Linked DNA regions of Mus musculus: region 1 is linked to region 2. A link is a loop called in an ENCODE intact Hi-C map of the cell type or tissue named here. Cell type or tissue: left cerebral cortex. All regions are shown on one strand. Links, peaks and the distances in the headings refer to the core of each region. The heading gives the core; the rest is flanking DNA.

The links. Peaks named below come from ENCODE experiments on the same cell type or tissue, not always from the same donor. Only the 100,000 strongest peaks of a DNase experiment are listed, where the experiment ranks them.
Region 1: a loop joins it to region 2, with 2.3 times the contacts of the local background. A loop is called at or near these places in 5 of 42 quality-filtered maps.

The regions. Positions count from the first base shown.
Region 1 is chr11:72,313,002-72,315,501 of GRCm38, forward strand. It overlaps Xaf1 (XIAP associated factor 1), which reads left to right. Exons shown (of 6, transcript NM_001037713.4): 6 at 1-732. Fbxo39 (F-box protein 39) reads left to right here and starts at 1,443. Exons shown (of 4, transcript NM_001099688.2): 1 at 1,443-1,534. In left cerebral cortex, for the core only: no CTCF peak of the experiment used is centred there; a DNase peak (open chromatin) is centred at 1,352; H3K4me3 peaks cover 550 bases.
Region 2 is chr11:72,237,523-72,244,713 of GRCm38, forward strand. Slc13a5 (solute carrier family 13 (sodium-dependent citrate transporter), member 5) reads right to left here. Exons shown (of 12, transcript NM_001004148.4): 12 at 4,472-6,114. The coding sequence ends at 5,983. Gm34252 (a long non-coding RNA gene) reads left to right here and starts at 6,296. Exons shown (of 3, transcript XR_388821.2): 1 at 6,296-6,547. In left cerebral cortex, for the core only: a CTCF peak has its summit at 3,157 (motif pointing left); a DNase peak (open chromatin) is centred at 3,056.

The DNA of each region.
Region 1 (2,500 bases), core at 1-2,500, 73 kb after region 2:
CCTAGGCTCAACTGCTGGGTTGGTGGCTCAAGAAACCCCTGCTTTATCCTAAGTTTCTCCCTGACCTTTTTCTTTGCCTTCCTCATTGGCTCTTCTGGACAAGACAGGTTAGGAATATGAGGCCTAGAGGGGGAGATGAAGCAGGAGAAAGGAAGGAAAGAGGGAGGGAGGGGAAAGTGGAAAGAAAGGGAAAGAGAAGGAGAGGGGGAGGGAGGGGAGGGAAGGGAAAGAATGGGAGGGGGAGGTAGGGAAGGAAGGGGAGGGGCAGGGCGGGGCAGACCAGGGAGAATTAGAGTTCCCAGAAAGTCTTTATACTGGGAGTTCTTAAAAGACTAATTGTTAGAAGGGCAATCGTCATAGGGAGGTTCACATGGTGCAGGGCCATCTTGAACTATCTTAGCCCCTTAAAAAGAAGCCATTTGCCCACATCTGTGTGTGACCTAACATCCTGTGACTCCTAGGTAAAGTTTTGAAACATATGAGTGGATCCCAACTGCTAAGAAAGTCATCACATATGCATCTGGAGCCTATAGCAAGGTCTCCCGCTTTGCTATAACCGCTCACCTGTTGTACCACCAGAATTTGTAAAGTGACTTTCTTTGTTTTGTTATTTTAAAACTTCACAGAAATTGTTACCAAGGTCAGAGCACAGATATCTGAAGCAAACTGAATCTGTATTTCTGGACCACAGTCACTCATTTGGCTCCAAAATAAACTTATCTCTGCATCCTTTTAGAGCTGTGTCTTTCACGTCGGTGATGGGGAGGGTGACAAGGTGAAGCCACCCCGCAGGGTAGCTGAGGTAGCTGAGGAAGGGGGCGTGCAGATGAGGTTTAGCAGTAAAGTATGGAGTAAGTGGCTGGGGCAGCTTATCTAGTGACAGACACACTATTCAACTTTTAGACCTGGGCTTCAGCACAAAGGTTACCCACTGGGGTAGGAAAGGGCCAAGGGTTACGTGTGCACCACCTTCTGAAAGCTGGAAAGGGGAACTGACCTTAGGTTCAAGCCATGTCACCCACCCTCTTGGGGTGAGGTGTTACCTCATCTGAGGATAGGAAAGTGGAGGCCCATGGCTAGCATGAGGAATGGACGAGTCCTCACCTGGGCTTTGGAATGGAGGCTCAAAGCTCCCGGAGGTCAAGACTGGAGGGAAGCGACCTGAACACAGTGTTGGGTTCAGACCTCTCTGCTGCTATGAGCAGAGGATTGGGCAGAGCGCCTGGCGATTCTCACCAGGTGCGCCTCCTTCCAGTCTCCTGCCTCCGCCCGCGGGCTTTCCTATTGGGTCTATGCAGCACCCTCTTCCTTCGCCTTCAGTGTATCTGGCAACTCCGGATTTGGGACTCAGCAACCGGCAGGCACTAGCAGAGCCAGTGGGTGGCTGCGCGTCACAAAGGCGGCTGTGGGCTTGGCCGCAGCGAGCACAGGGCGCCTCTCCTGATGCTCTTGGAGTCGGCGTGGGAGCAGCAGCGCGGGCAGAGGGGCAGGCGCGCTCCGCGTCCCTGCAGCCCGAGCCGGGCGCAGCGATCCGGTAACGGGTGGCCCGAAGCACCCACGCACCAGGAGGGCAGTGGTGGCCCCGCACAGCCGCTGGGCCCGCATGGGAGGGGCACGCCGCCCTGGTGACGGGACAGTCTTAAGTTTCCCTCGCTGGTTGGCAGCTGTGTCATATTATGGTGGACCAAGCCCAGGTTTGGGATTACTGGCATGGGTTCGGATCCCATACCCCACACACTTAGAACACCATCTCACTAGGAAACTCCATTAAGCTCCCAACACTCCTAGATTCTCTTTTTGCAAAATGGGCGCGTTCTCATCTTCATAAGGAAAATGCAGAAGTACCTTGTCCCCAGCTTACTAATTGCAGCTTGCTCTTAGATTACTTTCTACCTCCAAGGTGTAGTCCCTGGATCCGTTCATTTAAATTTCCCAAAACTAGGAGAAAGGAACTACTATTCCTATTGTCAGACTAAACACTGAGGCACAAAAATTTTTTACTAACTTTACAGTAGCAATTGACAGGCCTCTATATTCTTTTGCCTCCTGTCAGAGAAAGTGCTACTCTCATTTATTTGGAGGATCCTTGCGTGGGGGGGGGGTACCCCAGACAAAAAGGCTCACGGGGTAAAGCACTTGCCTTGGAGGTGTAAGGTCATGAGTTCGAATCCCCAGGAACTATATAAAGCTGCAGCTGCAATCCTGGCTATCCTACAATAAGAGAAGAAGTATAAACAGAAGAGACCTCAGAATCTCTTGCACTATCCAATGACAAACGAGATCCTGTTTCAAGGTGGAAGGTGAAAACCTATACCACACACACACACACCACATCTGTAGCCCACCAACATAGTCTTCTAGCCTGTGACTTTGTTGGGGTTTGATTTAGCAAGTCCCCCTTCCCAGCACACACACACACACTGTTCTGGGAAGCACCCCATGCCGAGTTTATGCAGTGCTAGGGATTAAACCCTAAGCTCAGGGTGTGCTGGACAAGCAC
Region 2 (7,191 bases), core at 2,024-4,523:
AAAGAACCCTTTTAAAGCCTTTCTAAAAAAAGAAAAATGAGCAAGAAACAGAAATCTTACAGAAAGAGACTAAATAAGTCTATAGACACAAGGAAATATCCAACATTATTCACAACATAAAGAAATATAGCAAAGACATATAGAGCTGTTATATCTGAGTGGTGGAGCTTAGCATTCATCAGGCCCTGGCATCACATGAATGAATGAATGAATGAATGAATGAATGAATGAATGAATGAACAATGAATGAATGAATGCCATGAAATAGCAGTTTTTAAAGATAAAGGAACAAGGGTTGAATATGATTCATGTTGGTATCTCAGAATCAAATTCACATCCTTCAAGCCAGCATGTCATTCTAGGAACATACTCTTCTTACCTATGTCACAAATTTAGTGCACAGATTATGCACATATTTCTCTTGGGTAGCGCCAGCCATACACGAAAAGTACCCTACATGTCCACCAATAGGGGATTTGTTTATTCTGCACTGCACAATTACAGTGAGACATGAGCAGATATTTAAAGATGGAGATTCACTCTTAGGCCCTCAAAAAAAAAAAAAAAAAAAACTGAAAGCATATGTCCACAAAAACAAAGTATCCAGAGACCCTCATAATAGGTTTATTTATAATAGCCCCAAACCGAAAACCCAAATGTCCACCAACAGAATAGACAGGCTATCGCAAATCCACAACAGACTACTACATGCCAAGGACAGAAAAGAAACGAACATATGCACAGCAATAAATCTCAAAAGTATTTTGTTAAGTAAAAGAAATCCAACCCAGGAGTCTGAACTGTATGATGCTATTCCTGTGAAGTTCGGTGGGCAAAACCGACCCAAGAAGACAAACCAGGCCCTGCCCCCCACCATAGGAGGCACAGATTGCTGAAAGAGATGGGAAAATCTTTTGAGGGGAAGGTGATGGGATCAGGCCGTGGCTGACAAGGTAGATGACTTTGACTGCACACACTTCAGACGGCGTCATCTACAAAATTTGACTTCACCTTTTTACAAATATATATTATTATTTCACATATATAAGTGTTTGCCTGCACATATGTCTGTGTAACACACACATGCCTGATGACCTTGAGGGCCTGAAGATATTGGATTCCTTGGAACTGTAGTCACAGACGGTTGTGCGCTGCCGTGTGGCTGCTGGGAACTGAGCCCGGGTTCTCTGGAAGAACAGCCAGTGCTCTTAAACCACTGAGCCATCTTTCCATCCTCTTTGGTTTTTTTTTTTTTAATCTTAATTCAAATTTAAAATTAACTATTGAATGAAAAACAGTTTATCCAAGTTTAATATGTCTTGAAATAGAATAATCCCCAAACAGATGATTTCATGTGTGGCGGAAGGAAGGAAACATGGCAGAATATACATACCATAGGCTTCTATCTGCCATAAAGAGGCAAGCTTGTTTTTAAAGATTATTTATTTTATGTATATGAATATGCTAACACTGTCCTCAGACACACCAGAAGAGGGCCTTGGATCCCATTACAGATGGTTATGAGCCACCATGTGGTTGCTGGGAATTGAATTCAGGACCCCTGGAAGAGCAGTCAATGCTCTTAACTGCTGAGCATTTCTCCAGCCCCAAGTTTTTCTTTTTACATAATCTTGTATGTGTGCAATGCTTCTATAGAGCTATGTGAGCCGGAGTTGGTGGTGACCTTTGGAGAGGAAATGAGAGGGACTCAAGGTCTGAAGTAGGAGAATCATTAAGACAGTTCTTTGACCTCTTGGGATTTCTTATTGTTTGCTCATATTAATTTGTTGATGCTATGAAGCCTGATTTAAAGTCTTGATTGGATAACAGGGTGTTCTGAGATTGAATTCCAACCTCTCTCTGTCTTTGAGATCAGGACGGTGAGGGCAGCCTGAGGTTCCGTGTTAGAAATGGCATTTGGACAGGCAGATCATGAATCTCCCAAGCTCCTGTGTCCTCCCCGCCTCCATAGTTTCCAGTGGAACTTAACTGAAAATCTTGTTGCAAAGACTTCAGGCTGATGGACACCTCCAGTGGCAGAATGGAAAAGCTCCCTCCTGTGATGTGAGGAGATTCATCTGTGTAAAAGGCTTGGAGTGTGAAGAAGCTAGAACCTGCCCCTGGTAGGCCGAGAGACAAGATTTTTAAGATGCTGTGAGGCTGAGGAGAGGTTGCTGGGAAGAGGGGACTCTGCTTTAGGGTGGGAAAGCTAGATGTAGTTTCTCACCAGACAATTCAGTAGTCAGCCTTTATTTCTATAAATATGAATATACCCATGGTCTTACCAAGAATATCTATCCATTGCAGGGGTGACTCTGTTAGCGAGTTGATGTCCTGCCTAGAGTCTGGAGCCAAAGCTTGTCTATTACAAGCAGGGGGTTTGGGAAAATGTGACTTCACCTGTTCCAGGTAGATTCCCCAAAGAAATTGTGAGTTCAGAGGGAACAGAAAAGGACATCCATAGCCTGCCCTTGGAGAGTCATAATTTAGCTATCAGAGGGTAAGAAGCTCCTTAGGCCACGGCCTTTGGAATGAGAGGTCTTTATGGACTCCTAAGTCCCTGGCAAGTACATTCAGAAGACAATAATTCTCAGAATTTTGTGTTCAGCTAATTGTGACTCCAAATGTCTGGTTCACACAGTAAGAGGATGGGCCTGGATACAAAATGTTGAAGGCAAATATAGGTGTTGCCCAAAGGTGGCCCTTTTGCAGCTAGCTAAACCTCAGATGGGAACTGAAAGTCACAGACTCACTCTCAGCTGATGCACAGGGACAGAGACAGGCATTTTGAGGAGGAGTTATAGCTGACAGAAGGAGGGGGTGGTCACCTAAGATGGGCATCTCCAACTCTAGGAAAGGCCCTTACTCACTGCCCAATCTGGCCCTTCCACAGTGGAAGCTGAGGCCCAGAGTGCAGACTGACTTGCTCCATGTCATGTGTGGGGACCCAGCTGCTTCTATGGGGCACAGTATAACCATGGAGGTCCAGTGGGGCCCTCAGAGGAAACCTGGCCTTTAGGAAATGGAAGCGATCCTGAAGCTCCTTGATAATCAAGCCACCAGCACTCTTGGAATCTTCTAATGTTTTCCTGGGGCATTCTGTGGAGACGGAGCCACCAAGTGGCCTGGAGAGAGGACACCAGACACTGTTGCTTACCCAGCAGCTCCCCCTGCCTTGCCCTTTCTGCTGGGATTTCGATTTTTCATGTTTAGTAAATGGAAATCCCTGGATCAGGAAACACAGGCCAATTCCTGATCTATGAAACCCACCTCTTCTGTCAGTGTACCCTGGTTCTACCCGGTGAGGCATAAAAGGGAGTCCCCACATGGCTTCTGAGAGAGGTTGTGTCTTCCCTAACAAAAGAGAAAGATGTACTTTGGCACCTCCGGAACCCCCAACTCCTGCACCCTCTCTTCATTCCTGAAAGGACCGTAGATGTGGATGTGACCCACGGCTGCAGTGGGGGAGTAAAAAGCACAATTCCCCGAGGATGACAGAACAGACTGTGGAGCCCAAGCCTTTGGTGGCTTAGGTGGGCAACTGGATGGTCTTACCTCCACACTCCCATTAAGTAAACATCGGAGGACCCTATGGCAATGTGCTGTCCACTTGATTTTCAGTCATTTATAACCCAAAGCATTCCACATGAACACAGGCCATGTGTGTTGGTGCACCTCTATCCATTTGCAAGAGATGTCACTCAGACAGCCTCAAGTCAGCCTCTTCCACTATGGGTCCTGCTCTCCAGAATCTTCTTTTCAGCCCTCAGCTGGGTAGTGTCTAGTAGTAGAGTCCTCCACCCACCCTACCAAACCCTTTCCTCCCCACTGACCATCCAACTTGAGATGCTCTACTGCCCCAGCATAGCTCACTGCATCAAGCATATTCTATATAGGCCAGTCCTTGAGTTATTGGTCATACTCATGGTGACCTGCTCTGGCACAGCCACAATGGTGGCTCTAAAACCCAAGAGCAGTCAGTAGTTGTCAGTCATAATAGGGCTGTGGAGACCAGAAAGTTAGGTAAGGAGAGGCTGTCAATGTGATATGGGAGACAAGAGTTCACTATTTCGATCACACTTTCCTCGGGAAGAGTCTGAGGGAAGGGACCAGTTCTGTCCTGAGTCCATCTCAGAGAGAACAGCAAGGAAGGTCTCATGTTTAGAGATCTTCTCTGGCTAAGCAGGATCTTAGGGTAGGCTGGCTCTCAGCCACCTACCTCTCCCTATAAGCCCAATAAGACCAAAGCCCTCCATGGGTAAAAGGAGGAGAAAAGGAGAGGCCTGTCTTTATGGGATCCAGAACTGCCAACTAGCTGGACCTAGAACTCATCCCCTGGATGCTGTGAGCCTTGTTTTTCTCCAAGGATGAATGAGGGTCCTAATGCCGGCCGTCTCACAGGGCAGCCGCAAATGTGGAATACGATAACTGGTGAATTCCCTGGGTCCAGGAAGGCCAGGCACCCAGGAGGTGGACAGAGAGCAACTGTTTATTCATCTGCCTCCCTCTGTCTCCTTCACAAGGTACAAAATCACAGACCAGTCAGCACACTGGAACTTTCCATAGCAGACAGAGTATTTGACAAGAGCAAGCCTTCAACAGTGTGGTCAGGAGTCATCCCTCCTAAGGAGCCAGGCACATACTTGGTCTTTGATGGGAACTTCTTGGGTCCCCATACTGTCTTCTGCCCAGAAAAAAAAAAATGACATCCACGGGCCTCGTCTACCCAACTGTGCTTCTTTTCAGAGCAAATTAAGCAAGGAAGAGGGTATCACTGAAAGACAACGGAGAGCTTCCTCTCCTGTCTCCCTTTCATATGATGGACACTCCCCTCAGCCAGTTTACTCTGGCAGGGTCTGTCTGCTCAGACACCAAGAAGCACGCTGCTCCTTCTCAGCCATGCTCTGTTGCTACCAGTCCTGGCCACAATGCACAGCCGGCAAGGGAAAGGCCTTCCCAGAGGAGCTCAAGAGTCCAACGGGGACAGACAAACTGTGCAGTGGCCCAGCCCTTGGAAATGAGCCGGCTGAATCTGCTCTGGATCTAGCCACGGGAAGACTTAGGTATCCCACTTGAACACCATCTCCCAAAGAGACACCACTGTCCATCCTTGAAGTGTGATCCCAGCCGCACCAGGCTGGCAGGACAAGAATTCCCAGAATGATCAAACTGAGCTCCCTGGAAAAAAAAAAAACCAGGGGTTTTCTGGGGGAGCCTCAGCTAGGGGGGTGGGGATCTGGAGGCTGAAGGAGGGCTTACTGGGGAGCTGGGAAGGGAGCTCAAACTGTTAATGAATATGAAATATGAAATGAATATGAAATATGAAATGAGGCAAGTAGGGGGGCAGGTCAGCCAAGGAGTGAGCAGGAGGGCCTGATGTTAGCACCTCAGACTACTCAATGGTTGGTGGTGGCACCATGCAGAGTCCAAGTTTTCAGGAGGCCATGACTCCCACTCTCACTCTGGCAGTGGGAAGTGTTTAAGATCAGAGTTCTGCCCTGGATGGGAAGTTCTCTCGTGGTGATAGATATGATGATCTGGGGACATCCAGAAGAGGCACCAGGACGGGGCTCCCAGCCTGGCAATCCGCTCCCCCCCCACCCCCCCGTGTGGAGACCGTGGGAGCAGGCATGTGAGAACCGGGAGCCCAGCATGGAGCCAGTAGTCTGTCAAAGCCACATAGTACAAGATTTGAGCCCTGGTCCCTCTGGTTCCTGCCTGTCCCAGGAGAGATGGAAGGGTCCTAGTAAAGATGGGCCTCGCGACCTCTCAAAGGGGTTCCTTTCCCTTCTGAGCTTATCTTCCCATCATCCATTGCCATCTCTGAACTTGATATAGTTGGGTAGATCTTCTTGGGGTGTTGACATCATTGGATCACACTAGAGTGTGAGCACCAGTGCTCTGTGCAAGGTGTGCCAGAAGGTTCATAGTCCTCAAAAGGGTTGGGGTGGGGGGGGCATGCTTGTGCTCTTGCGGCTCTTCCTAAGTGTTAACACTTGTTGAATTTGCCCAGTCGGGGAAGTTATCCAAGTTAAACATAGCCCGACCCCAGGTGTTGACTGACAGAAACACAGATAGGATTCCAACGAAGTTCATTATCAATCCTGTTTTCATCTAGGGAGTAAAAACAGGATCAGTCAGCAACTCAGGTCTTGACTGGGCCTTGTGTTCCTGCACACTGGGCTCCTCTCGTCTCAGGACAAAGCAAATTAAGTGTCATTGTCGCTGATAGAATCCCTTGGAAGGAGCCAGCACGGTGGGTTCTCTACACCCATTGTGATGTTGGAAAGTGACTTCAGAGAGCTGGTGTAAGACATCAGCCACGTCTCGTGACTCTCCCATAGCTCTTTCTGCCACCCATTTTGTATGCCTTCCTGACACTCATGAGACATTTTTCCAACACCCCAGCATGGAATTTTTCCTGTGGTCCAGAATCAAATCTGCAGCATATGGTTTCTGGGATCCACTACATAAAGAGAATATTCAGGAGGAACCCCCAGAATGCCCTGGAAGAGGATCTGAGATCATTAATAATTGACTGGTTAAGGTAAGGACCAGTCTGGTGTCCCCCTCTTACCTATTCAGCTCATCCCCAACCCAGAGTCACAGAGTTGTCCTTCCCCCATCAGAGGTGAGAAAGCCATACCTGACTTGAAAAGCTTTTCCTGTGATTGTGTTTGCATCCCAGGCATCATTGACTCAAAAAAAAAAATGGCTCCCCTCTTCAGATACCCTACAAGCCTTTCTGACTATGGTGCTCCTCCTGGGTGTCCTCAGGGTTCTTGCTAGTTACAATTCTACTGCCATGTGAGAGTCCCACTTCATTCCTTCCAAGTGTTTAACCAGGACTTCCCTGGGACCTACAAAGGTTTCTCCAGATAGGGGTTTCTGGCATCTTCATGGAAGCAGATGCCGTATGAAATACGAGGTCATTTCAGTAAACAAAAAGAGATGCACCATAAACAAAAATGACAGCTATAGGCTTAGGTGTCCTGTGGTGCTCTGAGATCCCGTGATGTCCTCTGTCATTCTCTCCTTGTGTGTATACAGGTGTGCTCACTCGTGCTTGCATGACTGTGGCCCAGGAGCTGGAGTTGAGGGTCTTCCTCTATAATTCTCTGCCTTTAAATATTTCTTAGAACTATTTTATATGTATGAGTGTTTTGTCTTCATGTGTGTGCATGTACAATG